Regions from separate parts of the Homo sapiens genome. Here region 2 is linked to region 1. A link is an interaction called in ENCODE POLR2A ChIA-PET data of the cell type or tissue named here. Cell type or tissue: MCF 10A. All regions are shown on one strand. Links, peaks and the distances in the headings refer to the core of each region. The heading gives the core; the rest is flanking DNA.

Region 1 (8,156 bases), core at 1,216-6,215:
TCTTCTTCCTTCTCACTGGCTGAGGGATAAAGAAGCTAAAGCAGCCACTTTGCACCGAAAGACAGAAGCCAGGCTTTGAGAATGGAAAATTATCTACCTGAGGGAGAAGTGAACTTCTGTCTTGTGCCAGCCGCTGGATATGGGGTCTCCTGTTACAGTGGCACAGCCTGTACCTCTTCCAATACATGTGACCAGCAGGAGAATCCCCTTTCTTTGCTTTTCTCTGGGGCTCCTTGCTCTGTTCCAACTCTCTCGACAGCCCTCCATGATCTCAAGGCTTGAGAAAATAGAGTAGCTTTCTTATAAAAATATCAAGGATTGCTGCTTTGGAACGAAAAGCTGAAAAGAAGTGAATATATGCAAGTCATAAATCAGGAAAAGGGGAAAATACTGACTCCATTCCTGCCTTTGGCCCTGTGTGTGGTCCAGGAGGTTGAAGAAAGTTACAGTCCTCAATGGACAGAGGAGTGAGGAACCCAGATTCACCGGGTACTGGCAAATTTATACTTTGCACAAGGTTTTCTCGTTAATTTTTTTTCTGATTAAATGAGATCTAATCTGAAGTTGCTTTTTAATGCACACTTTTGTTATGTGACTGTGTTTTCATTCCTGCCCCAGTAATTTTCTTTACTTGTGGCAACTTTCTTTGATATTGGAGAACATCAATGTCTCCAAATCTCCATTCTAATCAACAAGAAAAAAAAAATAGAGACAGGGCTGAATTGTTCATTGCTGATTTAAAAATAAACATTTTTTAAAAATCCACATTTGTATTCCACTCTAGTTTGCCTAACATTCTTTTTCTAATGGGAAGAAAGCAGCATATGCAGAGACTGGGTGCAGACACTCCACCCTCACCGGGAGGAGGGAAACTGGCCTTTTTCAAAATAGGAAAAATCTTCCTTTGTTATGAGCAATTTCCTAGTGACAGAGGCAACCATCTATAGACATTTGTCATGTTTTCTAGAACCTACTCTTTGGACAACAAGCAATTGCCCAGGTGGGAGAGAAACATGGGGTGTGAACAGGAGACAATCACATTGCCTCTCATTATGGCATCTGCATCCCTCCCCAGCTGGGCAACTCCGTATGGCCAGAAGCTCCTGTTGTTTTCTGCCTCAGATGACCCAGTGGTGATGCACTGAGAAAACACCGCTGTCCATTGGGTCCAACACAATTCCTGTTGAATGAGGAAAGGAGAAACAGTTGGTTTGGACCCTCTGACTCCCAAATGCCATTTTTGCTAAGTATGTAAGAAGCTAGAAAGTCTTACCCAGGATTTGACATCTGAGTCAAGAGCTCAAAAGTCAATAATGTGACCTGAACCTGAACCTTCGCGAACAGCTTCCAACGCCTGGCTGAGAAGAAAGGGCTCGTGGGGTATTTGGTTGCATTTCTCTTGGCCACAAAGGATCCTGGTTGTTTCAAGTTCCTCTATTTGAAGTGCACATTTCCTGTTGTTTTAATTTGCTTGTGAGTGCACCTCCTGAGAACCTGGTCTCTGTTTCATTCACTTTCCGTGCATTCCTCTTTCTATGCTTGATGCTGCAGCTTGTATTGTTTTCCTCCCCTTCTCTCTCTTTCCTACTCCCCTCCTGGTGTTCTGAGATCATCTCCCAGGTGAATTACCTGCACTCACATCTTTGTCACAGGCCTGCTTTCGGGGCAATCCAAGCTAAGAACACACACAGACACACACACACACGTACACACACACACACACTCGCACACACGTTTTGAACAAGCTCAGGGAACAAGAGCAGATATGCAAAAAATACAATTTTCTTTATTTTTAGAGACAATTTATTACTTTCAGCCCTGATTCTCACTGGTGTCTAAAGGAAATTAAGATTAACTCAACCTTCTTACCCATGATCCTCCCAGGAGTGTGTGTTACTCTAGGAACCTTCAGCACTGTGTTTAACAACTGGTCTCTAAAGGCTCATTCTTGGGTGTCCTCGCCTTGTCCTGGAGTCCATCAGCTCAGCACACCATGTCTGGGCACATCCTACTGTTCCCATGGCATGTTGGGTGGAAGTTTACAGAAATAAGGCATATATATACTTACCTTATATATATTTACATTTATATATATAAAGTATATGTACATTTACATTTAAAATTTACACAGTTTTATCCCAACAAGCAGCAGTTCAAATATCATTCTAGATGTCATGATTTTTTTTCCCTAATTGTGTGTCTTGTTTTTTTGAGACAGGGTCTTTCCATGTTGCCTAGGCTGGTCTTGAACTGGGCTCAAGTGATTCTCCTGCCTCAGCCTCCCAAGTAACTGGGATTACAGGTGTGCACCATCATGCTTGGCTATTCCCCTAATTCTTAAATGTTGGTGGCCAGAAAAAGCACTTGGCATTTCTAAACTCCATTGTCTGAGGTCTGAAATGGGGCCCAGGAATCTGTATGTTTCAAGGGCCCAGGAATCTGTATGTTTAACAGTGCCCAGGTTAGGAAGCTCATGGGAAGAACATAATGAAGTCTAATAAAATAAATTTCTGATCAGACATGTCTTACATCCCAGCTCTCATCTTTTTTGGCGGAATGATCTTGGGGGAGGAACTTAATCACCCTACCTCTCAATTTCTTCAACACCAAAGTGGAGATCAGAGTGCCTACTTCTCAAGTTTATTCTGAGGATGTAATGAGGTTGTAACAGTGAAACACAGAATTCACATATTTGTTCAGCACAAATATGTGCTGGACACACGTCATCCAGGAGCTCTGGGACAGGCTCTGAGCAGTGCTGTGCCTTCAAGAAATAAACAAGGGAAGTGAAGTCCCTGAAGGTGTGTGCTTGACATAAAGAAAGTGCTCATGGCTTTTGGAAGAGAACTAAAACAGGCTGTTCCTGGGGACCCTGGCCTTTCAGCTCAATCCCACTTCCCAGGAAAGGCACCTGGGATTTGGATTTATTGATGCACGACCAAGCGACATGAATTAATTTGAGATCTTTTATGTAAATGGCATCATCCAGGTGCAGTTTTAGTTTAGGCTCTCTCAGCAGCACACCCTGTCCTGCCCAAGGTTCAACTGGGAGGAGGCACTCCCAGGAGAAACTGGCAAGGGATCTGGGAGCAGGACAGGGAAAGGAAGGAAGTGAAATGAGGGTATGATTTCAGGTGAAGTCTCAGCCTCTGCGTGATTCCCTAGGGAGCTCTTAACAGTAAGTTATAAGGCAGAGTTTTTGGTCAAGGGGGTGAAGGGTCTCTGTCTGTGTTTTCAAGGATGTTCCAGTGCCCATGGGCAATCTCTGAAGATTGTAAATGAACCCTCATCAGCAGAGCTTGCAGCTGCTGGGAAACAGGGGCACAGAGCTGGTTTAAAAAGGGCTCCAAAGGCCTCTGGCCAGGCACCACAACCAACTGCCCACTACAGATGTGGGCCCAGGTGTTCCGGCTCCACTCCCAGGGCTTCTGCTCCAACTCTTGCTTTGGATTCTAAGTGGATGACCCACCTTAAAGCCTTGGAGCTTTAGTGTCCCCATGATTAAAATGGGGGCTATGATGGAAACCCATACCTTGTAGTCTCATGCAAACAATAAAAAGTCTTGCAGTTTAAAAATCATGATGAATCATTGTACTACCATCCTCATTTTCCACCTATGTAAACAGATGCAGCAAGTATCACCTGCCCAAGATTGCACAGCTGTTAAATCACAGTAGCAGTCGCCTTCATCCAAGGTTTGCCGTGTGCCGGGCAGTCTTCCAAGGGCTTTACATCAGTTATCACACTTAATCCTCAAACAACATATGAATTAACATTATGGTTAGCCCTGCTGAAGGGATATTAAAAATAATAATAATAATAATAAATAACTTGCCTAAGATCCAAAACTAGTGGACACAGAGCTGGATTTTGAACCCAAGTCTGTTTCACTAAATTGGTCAGCTCCACCACATTCTCTCTAGTATTTGATTATTTAGGTGACTCTGGGATCCTTTCCTATCTACCCTGGTATCTCCAGTATCTGGCAGACTAATTAGACATTTGTACACATTTGCAAGAAGTAAATAATTTTGAAACCACCTTGAAACACTTTGGCCTATAATTGTAACTTGGACTAGAATGAGCCCAACAACAACAAATTTGTGAAAATCAGCCTTATTAACTCATTCAAGAAAAATATATTGGGCGCCCAGTACAGGCTTGGCATTGTGTTGAGTATTGCAGGAACAAGGGTGGAATCAGATCTATTTTCCCAGCCCACATGAGGCCCAAGGAGTTGAGCAGGGCTGTTCATTTAGAAGGTTCCCATGCTCCCACCATGGTGTCTGACAATGGGCCTCTGGCACGGGCCTGGCCAGTGTGTGCTGTACAGTCCTGACACTGCGCCAGAGGAGACTCGGGTCCATCTTTCCACTTTTGGCATATTGGCAATTGAACTATATTCCTTTTCTCTTCTCCTTTCCCTCTCCCCTTCTTTCCCTATGATTATCAGAGGCAAATATCTCAGAGAGTTATAATTAGAAGAAATTGAGCAGAGGGTGGGGGAAGGGGATATTGTTTCAGAAATAATTCTGAGTCACTGGATCAGGTTTCTCAATGTGGAACATGCCATGAAAATATTCTCTTACATCAAGAATTAGAATCACTTCCTGCAACTCCTATGTGTCTTTATAATTAGTAACTGTTAAGTATTTCTAGAAGAGAGGGTTTTCTTTGAATTGTTTACCTTTTTCTGCATCTGTGTTTTCTATCTGATGGGCAAAAACACGTGTTGCTTTTTAATGAAAGAAAAAGTAACGTAAACATGTTTTCTTTTGTCCTCCTCTCAGGTTTGGTGAGTAATTGTGGTGATGAATTGTTTTTCATTCTATGGCGAGGATGAAAAGGACACTTTCTTTGCTTCTTCACCTCTGCCCCACAATGGAGAGCGGCAGCGCCTCTGAAGGCAAGGGGAGTGGGGTTTCCGAATCCCCAGGAGAAAACACAGGTCTCTGCTGCGGCGGTCTGGTCCAGAGAACCTACATCCGGAGGCTTTCATTTCCTCATCTGTACCATCTCCCAAACAGACATTTCTGAGAGTGAAAAGAGGCACCATTAGAATTAGCCTGGGTTAGCCAGAAAGGAGGTGGTCTTGGGCAAAACTAGATGTGATGCGATCCCAGGGGACTCTAGGGTCTCTCCCAGCTGAGACATCCTAAATTATGAAAATGCAAGGCCCATTCTGTATCCCACAAGGGCCTGAGTAAGCTCCGTGAGCCATCATAAGCTGCCAACCTTTAGCTGCACAAGAGAAATGAACTCTGTAGGGGACATATCCAATTCCGATTTAAATTTAATCTGTGTGGTCAATTATTTGTGTAATAATGGAGGAAAATAAAGTCTATTTCACAAAAGTCAACTCTGTAATTTTAGAGCCTTTAAGACATTTGAAAATGCCTTGTGCAATTATGTGGCGCTTAATACTCAGATAATGGAACAATGAAAGATGTATGTTTGCATTTTGTAAAATTAAACTGTATGCAGTTATTTATCTTTTACCTTAATTGTTTGAGCTTGTTTCTAATGTAAACTGTTGTAATTTTAAATAAATATAATAGAAAAAACTTTCATAGGTATCAAGAATCCAGAGTAAATTTACTTTGCAAATAGGCTTTGTAGGTATGTTTTATGCTGAGGATCTTAAACTGACACTTTCATTCAAAAATATTTTGAATTACTCACTGTTTGCCTCTCTGAGGTCAGACAGATTGCAAGGAGACTAGATTTCACAATGGAGTTTGGGTGACTTCATCTTATTCCAAAGCCTGAAATATGATAAATGTATGAAATAAATATGTGAGAAGATTGAAAGTGCATTATTGATTGACTTTTTAAGTACATTGATCTTTATGCTTTTATTTTTCTGTTTTTATTCTTGGTTCCATTTTACATGCTCAATTTGTTCTCCCCTCTAGTCATATTTTTCATCTACTTAACTTTGTTAGCTTGATATATTATGGAGGTTTCAGATTTGGGGATAGATAAGGCAAATTATGGTATATGAATACCTTTGATAATATATAAAATCGTCAGTATAAGACAAATATACTATTGTTTAAATTCCAATGCTGTGAGTCGTCCTGCTGTGATATTCACAGCATGACTATAAATGTGTGTATGATAAATAAAAGAAAGAGGGAGGCCAGGCGCGGTGGCTCATGCCTGTAATCCTAACACTTTGGGAGCTAAGGCAGGCGGATCACTTGAAATCAGGAGTTCAAGACAAGCCTGGCCAACATGGTGAAACCCCGTCTCTACTAAAAATACAAAAATTAGACAGGCATGGTGGTGGCGGGCACCTGTAATCCCAGCTGCTTGGAAGGCTGAGGCATGAGAATAATTTGAACCTGGGGGGCAGAGGTTGTAGCGAGCCAAGATCACACCACTGCACTCCAGCCTGGGTAACAGAGCAAGACCCCATCTCAAAAAAAAAAAAAAATGACAGAGGATAAAACAAAAATGATTCCCCATGAATTTCAGGGCCCTGCGGGATCATGCTCAACCACATTCACCCAGTCCCCTGGGTCAGTTGGTTTGATATCACTTCAGGGTCACTGAGAGTAGGGCAGAGTCCTTAGGAGCGTGAACCTGGAATCCAGATTCAAGTCCAGCTCTGCCTTTTACTGGCTGTGGGACCTCACCCATGTCATCTGAATTCTCCATGCCTCAGTTTCCTTATCTGTAAAACAGGTCATGAAGAAGAAGGGTCATTTGTTTTTTAATGAAAATTTATGTATTAATATATTTAAAAATACTTTAACCATCATCTGGCATATATTAAGCCATATATATATATATATATATATATATATATAACACCTTAGATAACATTTTATTGTTAAATCATTTCAGATTTACAGAAAATTTGCAAAAATGTACAAAGAACTGCTCTAAGTTGCTCACCAAGATTCACTAGTTGTTTATATTTTGACATATTTGCTTTAGACATCATAGTTTTATTTTGCTATGTAACAAATTATCACAAATTTAGTATCTTAAAACAATACACTTTTATTACCTTGCAATTTCTATGGGTCAAGAGTACAGGTACAGGTTAGCAGAGATCTCTATTCAGGGTCTCACCAGGCTGACTTTAAGGTGTTAGCTGGAGCTATTCTCTCACCTGAGGCTAAGGGCCCTCTTCCAAGCTCACTTTTTACTGGTCAAATTTAGTTCCTTGTGGTTGTAGGACTCATGAGGTTCCCCATTTTCTCACCAGATATCAGCCAGGGATCAGGCTTAACTCCTAGAGGCTTCCTGGCATTTCCTGCTGAGTGGCTCTTCCCATACTCCCACAACATGTTGGCTTGCTCTCCAGCAGCATGGAGTCTTTCTGATGCTTCACCTTCATCTAATGGGCTCACCTGCTTAGGCAAGGTGCACCCAGGATCACTTCCCTTTGGATTAACTCAAAGTCAACTGATGAGTAATCAAATCATGGGAGTGGTCTCCCATCATATGCATACATTCTGCTCAAACCCATGGAGAAGCAATTAATTTCTACACCCTGTGTACCAGGGTGTAGAAAGCTTGGGAACTATCTTAGAATTCTACTATATTCATATTTTTTCCCGAGCTGTTTGAGAGTAAGATACAAACATAATGCCTCATCATCCCCAAATAATTTAGTATGTATTTTCTGTGATCTAGGACATTCTTTTACAGAACTATAGCATAATTAAAATCAGAATTTAACATTAGTATATTACTACTTAGAGACCTTACTCATGTGTTGTAAATTATCCCGAAATTATCCTTTATATTAAATATATATATGTATATATATGTGTGTGTATATATATATATGTATATATATGTATATATGTATATATATGTGTATATATGTATATATGTATATATATGTGTATATATGTATATATATGTGTATATATATGTGTATATATATATGTGTGTGTATATATATATATGTGTGTGTGTGTGTGTATATATATATATATATATATATATATATATGTGTGTGTGTGTATATATATATATATATTCCAGGAAACAATTCAATCACATATGTTGTATTTGATTATCATCATTCTTCAGTCTCTTTTAAATCTGGAATAGTTCCTTAATCTGTTTTGCTTTTTATGACCTTGACACTTTTGAAGAAGATAGGCCACTTGTTTTATAGAATAGCCCTCATT
Region 2 (8,156 bases), core at 1,194-6,193, 220 kb after region 1:
AAAAGATTATTTCTCATCTCTATACATGATATAGTAGCTGTGCTGAGCTCTGGGCCAAAGACTGCTCCAGAATTGGAAAACATGTTCTACCCACTTGTGACTCTCCCTAGCCAAGAGCCAGACCTTGTCTTCAATTCCATGGCTTTCCCTTCGTTTGAAGGTTAAAGTCAGCATTTCACTTTTACTGCTGTTAATAACTCCCAACTTTTCCATATTTCCATTTTTTTCTAAACTCTTTACTACATGCTAACACTGCCTTCATTTTTTCTCTGCCCTCTTCCTGAGGTCACTTGGTCCTAGAAGCCTCAGGTTCCAAATGTTTTTGCAACCTCCCCTTTACCCTCCCCGGTAACATGCTGTTCACCATTCCACTTTCTGATTTCCTTTTCTGTTCCTTTAGTAGTCTCTGCACTTCCCCTCCTCTCCCATCTGTAAAGCCATCTTTCTTCCAAGTGATGTTCTCCAGGTGACCTGAATCTGGCAGAAGCCTCCTCCATCCATCTTTTTAGAAGGACCCTCAGTTGCCAGAGCCAGTCTGACACCTTCTTCCATACCAGCTGCTTCAGACCAGCCTGGGGGCCTGCTCTGGGGGTGGAACCATTGTCAAGTTTCACCCATCAGCTAAAAACATGCCACTTGGATTCATTGCAGGTAACCAAGAAAGTCATACTCTTTAAGCTCACCAACATAGTTACATAGTTCATAAAAAATATTGCTCCATTTTCCAAGGGACTTTCTTAGTTGACGAGTGGGAGCAGAGGTCCCCATAATCAGCAGCTGGTTTGCTCATTGCTGGGAAACACAGAAGACAGGTCGGTCACTGGACAGGGGGTGCAGAACCCAGCGCTGGAGTGCACAGAGGTAGGTTTTGAGAAGGAGTATGCACTTCTTAACTTTCCAATAGCATTACTCAGTATTTTCTTTTCCTTAAATAGTACTTTAGCTCACTTATCAGATTTCAACTTACTTTTACACACTAAAGTATGACTTGAGGTCTTCCCAGGTTCACACGTATAGAATGACCTTTTCTTTTCAGCTGCAGTGCAGTGTGTATATTCCATAGTTCTTTAGTCAGTCTATTACTATTGGTGTCTCAGGTGAGTTCCCCAGAAGCAGAGCCTGAGGAGAGGACTCCTGTGCATGAGAATTACCAAGTCACTGTGCTTCCCAGAGAGTTCTGTAAGGGAGTGGGGAAGGCAGGGAAGCCCAGTGTGGGCCATTTCAGGCTATGCCCAGCAGAGAGGAGCTTCAGACTGGTCCTGAAGGGGACTCAGGTGTGTGAGTGAGGCTCAGCGCTGCACCCATCATTGGTTTAAGGGCCCTCCTGGGGGCAGGGGTCTCACACATCCCAGGCACGTGAAGCTGTCTATGAGAGTATACCAGGTGGCTCTGGGCACCCAAGAGCAGTCTATGATGAAGAGCTTGCAGGTGCAGAAGCTTGCTGAAAGCCCCACAGCAGATGGCCCTCTCCTTTTTAATTGCAGCCACAGTTGTGACAGGGGTGTGACCTAATGTTGGCCTTAGCTCTTATTTAAAGGCACGTTTGTTTGTTTCCCAGAGAAGCTCAGCCAATATTCATTTGACAAACACCAAATCCCTAGTATGCCCCATAAGCTCACATCGCAGCTCATGGGGCAGCATGAATGTCCTCCAGGAGTTCACACAGCTGGGAGTAAACCAGAAATAGGTATGAACACAACAAAATTCATTATTGCAGCAGCAAGACTGTGCACCACTGAGATAATAGCAATTCACTCTTCCTTGGCTGGAAGGGAGGGTTGCCTCTTGCCTGAGGGGCTGATATTTAAGCCAAACACTGGAGGAAAAGAAAGTTTGCCAGGCCGAAAGTGACACAGGGCTCCTGGAGTTGGGGTTGGGGGGCAATGCCAGCACAAAGACAGGGGAGCAACTGGGCAGCGGGTGTTAGGGCAGGAGCTTCCTGGGAAGGGCAGCGAGAACAGCTCAGAGACAAGAAAGAATTGTTCTGAGGAGCTTTCAGGCTAGGGGGTTTGGACTTTTCTCTTGGGAATGGGGAGTCATAGAGTGTTCTGAGCAGGAGAGAAAAGCCCAGGATGGGTTTGCAACAGCTCCTCTCTCAGTAAGGTGGAGGGAAGTGAGATTGAAACCAGAATCACTATTCAGTAGACACTGAGGTGTCACTGGGCTTGTTGGTCTGCTGCTGGGAGTACAGACCACAAGCTGCCTTCAGCTGTCAGCCCTTTCAGGGGTCAACTCAACTGCAGAGAGCACTTCCCTTGAGGTCATGGTCTTTTCTAGGGTGGCCCAAATCCAGTCCTGTTGGATGAGAGTCTACAAGGGTCTGGCCATCTCGGCCAAACTCAGATAACTCTGAGAACTATACCAGCTCTGGGGCTCACCATACGGTTGGCCAAGGCTGCTTTGGGGACCAGATTCTCCCTCTGCTCACTCCTGCCTTCTGTCCGTCTCCCCAACCCCTGCCAATTGACCCCACTGACTGTAAACACACCACATGCTAAACTCCAATTGAGAGGCTGCCTTTTTGGAGCCCAGCTGAGACAACAACTCAGGAGGCTGTAGCACTACCCCAATAGAGAGGATGGGTGTGGGAACATCCCCTCCAGTTTCCACACTCAGTGGAGACAGCTCAGTTCTGGCAGGAGAGATCTACCTCTCTGGTAGATCAGGCCTCTGATGGTTTCTCCAGAAAACTCCAAACCCACACAGACAGGAAAGTGTCAGGTAAAATGAAAACAAAACCTGGGCTCAAAAGTTCTGTGTCTTAGTTTTGGCTCTCCCAGAAATCCACTCTGATGCAAAGATTTGAGTGCAAGCAGGTTATTTGGCCAGGAAATGCTGGTAGGGGAGTGATGAGGTGAGAGAGGAAAGGGAAGGCAGCCAGGCAGGGGCCTGCCATCAGGCAGGTTACTACTGTGGGCACTGGTGCTTAACTCTGCTGGGACCTCTGGGAGCCAGAGTAGAACATGTGCCTCAGAGTTGTCCCTCGCAAGGGTAGGGGAGCTGAGGTATTTATGCACCAACTCCTGTCAGTCACTGACTGACAATGGCTGCTCAGGTGTCTTAATTCTCCAGGTACTTCCAGTCCTTTGTGGGTAGGATAGAGTTCTGCTGCTAGAAATTACCCTGAAGCACAAAGGTGCACATGGTGGCAGGTGGAAGGTAGGCATGTGGGATATACTTGGGGCTTGGATATTGTCTAAGTTTTAGTGTCTCCATTTCCTAATGGCAAGAGCTTAGAGGCCTCATCCATGCAGAGCTTCAGCTCTTTAGTCATCAAACAAAGATAATGATACATGTGTTTTAATTGTTGTGAGGTTTAAATGTGAATAATATCTTTAAGAATGGCTGAAGGGAGAGACCAGTAGACATATAATATTAATCACATTTCCTGAACTCCCAAACTGCATTCTCAAGTATGGCGAGGCCATGAGTCCCCTTCAACTCATTTAAGATAGAATCAACTTGGCCAGGTGTGGTGGCTCACGCCTGTAACCCCAGCACTTTGGGAGGCCGAGGTGGGTGGATCACGAGGTCAATAGATCGAGACCATCCTGGCTAACACTGAGAAACCCCGTCTCTACTAAAAATACAAAAAATTAGCCGGTCGCGGGGGCAGGCGCCTGTAGTCCCAGCTACTTGGGAGGCTGAGGCAGGAGAATTGCATGAACCCGGGAGGTGGAGCTTGCAGTGAGCCGAGATCACACCACTGCACTCCAGTCATGGGTGGTGAGTCACCTGCATTCACCAAAAGTGATATTCTACCAACGATCTCTGGGCCTATTCAATGAGGTATTGGAAAGATATCTCAGCATTCAGAAATGTTTCTGCCCCATTTTTTAGGGATAACATTTAGGAACAGTGAGGTCAGTGTCACCTGGAGGGTCAGCAGCTGAATGCAGAATGGAGAACGCTTCTTCCTCCCTCAGGATGCTCACTGAGCCCAAGACTTCTTTTTTTTTTGAGGAGGAGTTTTTCTCTGTCACCTAGGCTTGAGTGCAGTGGCACAATCTTGGCTCACTGCAATCTCCATCTCTCAGGTTCAAATGATTCTCCTGCCTCAGCCTCTTGTGTAGCTGGGATTATAGGTGTGCCGCAATGCCTGGTTATTTATTTATTTATTTATTTATTTATTTATTTATTTATTATTTTTTGAGACAGAGTTTCCCTCTTGTTGCCCAGGCTGGAGTACAATAGCATGAGCTTGGCTCACCACAACCTCCAACTCCTGGGTTCAAGGGATTCTTCTGCCTCAGCCTCCTGAGTAGCTGGGATTACAGACATGTGCCACCATGCCCGGTTAATTTTTTTTTTTGTATTTTTAGTAGAGACAGGGTTTCTCCAAGTTGGTCAGGCTGATCTCGAACTCCCAACCTCAGGTGATCTGCCCACCTTGGCCTCCCAAAGTGATGGGATTACAGGCATGAGCCATCGCACCTGGCCCCTAATTTTTGTATTTTTAGTAGAGATGGAGTTTCACTCACCACATTGGCCAGGATAGTCTCGAACTTTTGACCTCAGGTGATCTGCCCGCTTTGTCATCCCAAAGTGCTGGGATTATAGGCATGAGCCATCGTGCCCGGCCAAGGCTTTTTAAAATTTAATTTAATTTTATTATTATTATCATTACTAGAAGGAGGCATATGGAAATGCCCAATTTGAACAGAAATTTTCTAGAACTATGCATTTCCAATGCTCAGTGGTGAAAGAGTCAGCTAGAGCATTGAGTAATGGTGAACTGTGTTCCCTATTAAATAGAAGGTAAGTGATTTCCCTGCTTTGAGTTTCCTGGTGTGGTGATTCACTTGCAGTGAATAGGGACTCCTGATAAGATACTACCATCACGGAAAATCTTCAAGGAAAGGCTAGATATCTAGCTCTTCCCTGAACACCAGAGGCAAGAAAAGGGACTATACCTGGGGGGCTCAAATAGACTACAGAGGAAAGCACTTATAATTTGACCAGAAGCACTTTTGTGCAAAATACCAGGACTGTGATAATTCCCACCATGTGTGAGAAGAGTCCTCCAGTTTTCAGGGCCATTGCTGCAAAGTACTGGTGGAATTTCTCCTGTCCTTGTAAGAACTCTCATGCCTGAGTCTCAGATTTACTTTTAACCGAAAGCCTTTGATTTGATCCCCATGAGGCTAATGGGACCTTAAATCCATCACAAGACTCTTTGGAATTTATCTGGAGATTCCACCTTCTCTGTATTTCTAATCAGTCTCAATGGCTTTTTCTATAATAGAGTTTTATGTTCTAGTCATTAATCATTTTAATTTTTAAAATAGATAACATTTGAAATACTACTTCCCCTTTCCTAAGCTTCTTTCGGACAGCACTGAGTAAGTAAAGCCTTAACTATGCCCTCTGGTTGAAAAAAAAAAAAAACCCACACATAAACCTGTTATGTTTCAGACTTTATGATCTGAGCATAAAAAGAGCTGAGCCTTTGATTCATATTCTATTCCATCACGAGTACAGCGGTACTGAAGGGATTTGCATGTTTAAAGGAGTGTTCAGAACAACCCATATAATGAATTCTCAAGGGTCTTCGCAGAGGAATTGCTATTCATCTCCACCATTGATGTCTGTGGCGGGGTCTGTGTTCTCTGGGGACGTTGAGTGGATGCCAGTGCTCAGCAGCAGCCAGTCATAAGGCATCTGGGTAGAGGCCTCCATCTTGCTTGGACTTGGGAGGGTAGAGAGGGTAGGTTGAATGGCTTGCAGGCTGCACCAGCTGGTGGACAGGTGGTGTGTGCAGGTGTTGAGAGATAGGTAATGAGGTTGGTTCCTTCCCTTAAACAATTTATTACGGAGCACCCCCTTTCCTAGGAGTCCAAAACCCAGAGGGATCCAATTTCCTGCTTTTAAGCTGGAAATTGCATGGATCACCACATTTTCTTGTGAGAAAAAATGTGAAGGCAACTGGCCTGGGAAGGAAATCTCTGGCCACCAGATTGGTAGGAAATTCTACATTACAATGTTCTAAGGTCTGTCTTTATTAAAACTGCAGCATATCCCAAGTACCTGGAAGGGTTATGGTTGAGTTTACTTAAAATTTGACAAGAAAAGGTGAAGGCACACCAGTCCTGCACGTTGAAAGCTCTGTTTCTCAAAGGGTTGTGTGAGAAGGAGCTGGGACTGGGCTGGGAAAAAACTCAGCTTTGCTTTAGCTTGGTCTTACTCATCAACACCACCTTTTCCTTGCAACTGTGTCAACACAGTGGGCAGGACCTTCTCTGTTAGTCACTACCTTTGATGTCTGGGGAGCTCTGCTTCCCTATCCCCAAGGGTCTCTTATCAGCCCCCTACCAGGCATTCTTTTTCCTCAGGATTCTGTTAGTAATTGCTCCTCCCTGAGACTTCTCATCCAGCCTAACAGGTGGTCTAAACCAATGGTATTCACTGGTTGAAGAGAGAAATTGATGGATAGTAGTGGGAAAAAACATGACCTTTAGACTCAAGACCTTGATTTGAGTCTGATTCTGTCACTTATGAGCTGAGTAGCATTGGGCAGGTACTTAACCTCCCTAGGCCTCAGTTTCCTCATCTTCCTCAAACAAGATCATGCTTTCTCCTTCCTCCAGGCATCATGGAGATTAGATCTGCAATGCACGTGATGGTGACTCAGAGTGGGCCTGCTGTAGATATTAATTAGTACCCAGAACACTCAATATGGTTTCTCTGTATGTTGGCAATTGCAGGGTGTAGAGTAGCTAGATGGATCTTCACTTGATTTGGAAGTGGTCTGACTTACATCACATGCTGTGTGGTGCCTGAGAAGCTCCCTTAGGGAGGATCATGAAACAGATGTCATCCATGGCAGCTGCAGGCCTTGCCTTTAAACTCCCAAGCACTCACCTGTGCAGCCAGGTGCCTACTCCAGGAGGAGAAAAGGGTGCCAAGGGTGTATTTCTTTTGAGGGTGGTTATTGTTTCCTCCAGTAAAACTGGATCCTTAACTAGTTGTTATGTCATCAACAGCATCATTATATGAAGGAAAATCCTAACATTTTAAGTTGATATCTTAGAGGGCAATCATATTCTCCCACAGAAAATTCCGAGTTACAGAGAAGACCAATTGTTCTAACTCAAGGCAAGCACTTTTTTTTTTTTTTTTTTTTTTTTAGTGGTTATTTCTAAAGAAAGAGAAACAAGCTTACTCTAGGCATTCTCCTTCTCAACAGCTTGGGAAAGACATTGGACATAGACTCAAATGACCCAGCTTTGCCCCAGCTCTGTCTCTTGGGAGCTGGGTGACTCTGAGTCAATTGGTTAATTTTACTGAGCCTCAGAAGCTTAACCTTTTAAAATAGAGTGAACACATCCAGTTGTCCAGAGACTGTGAAGGTGGCATGAGATCAGTGGAGGGTAGGAGCTTTGCCAGGCTTTGGTTGTCCCACAGCTTGGGGGACATGGACATAGGGAAGTGCATGCTGAACAGGTCTCAGAATTCATCTCAAAAACCATAAACCTTACTGGGCATGGAAAGGGTTTGGTTCTTCCCAGGGGTTTGGTTCTTGCAGAGATACACATTTGTTGATGATGAATAGGAGAGCAAATTTTTATTATTGAAAATATTGAACCGGTGCCTTTGTCACCTCATCAGTCATATTCTCTTTCAACCCATCCACTGTGAAAGTGAAAGGGAATCCGTGAGGGACAGGTTGAGGAGTTTTTCCTAGATCCGTGCATTAGTGCCCAGGAGCCACCCGAAGGTCTTATTACACATTCTGAATCAGAAGGTCTGGAGTGAGGAGGGGAGAGCTGAGAGTCAGCATTTTTTACAAGCCCCCAGGTGATGCTAATCTCCTATTCCAAGGGCCACTCTTTGAGAGTCTAAGGCTAAGAACAAAATGCCTTTGACCTACTTTGAGGTTTAGTTTTCTCCTTCTTGAGCCCACAGCAGAGAAATAATCCTAAAACCAGGTTTTGGGGAAAGAGAAAAAAAAATTTAAACTCCCAAATCCTCCCTTACATCTCCAGAATGAGGATTGACAGACTCAGACCCTAGAGGTTTTCCATGAGCCATGACAAGGGGAGGTTACAGGAGGCCATGTGAAAGCACTGCAGGCAACAAGAAGCAGATAGGAATATCTTCCTGATTTTTGAGAGAAGGGCCAGAGGAAGAAGGAGAGGAGTAGTTGGGGCCCAGGC

What was found. Peaks named below come from ENCODE experiments on the same cell type or tissue, not always from the same donor. Only the 100,000 strongest peaks of a DNase experiment are listed, where the experiment ranks them.
Region 2: POLR2A ChIA-PET joins it to region 1 with 5 read pairs; 3 of 35 experiments call an interaction of 5 or more read pairs at or near these places.

What each region holds. Positions count from the first base shown.
Region 1 is chr20:22,370,624-22,378,779 of GRCh38, forward strand. No RefSeq gene overlaps it. Among named protein-coding and RNA genes, the nearest start is that of LINC01427, 92 kb to the left of the region's middle. In MCF 10A, for the core only: no CTCF peak of the experiment used is centred there; DNase peaks (open chromatin) are centred at 3,698, 4,538, 4,808 and 5,728.
Region 2 is chr20:22,595,334-22,603,489 of GRCh38, forward strand. All of the region lies in intron 1 of LNCNEF (lncRNA neighboring enhancer of FOXA2), which reads right to left. Among named protein-coding and RNA genes, the nearest start is that of LNCNEF, 8.1 kb to the right of the region's middle. In MCF 10A, for the core only: no CTCF peak of the experiment used is centred there; no DNase peak of the experiment used is centred there.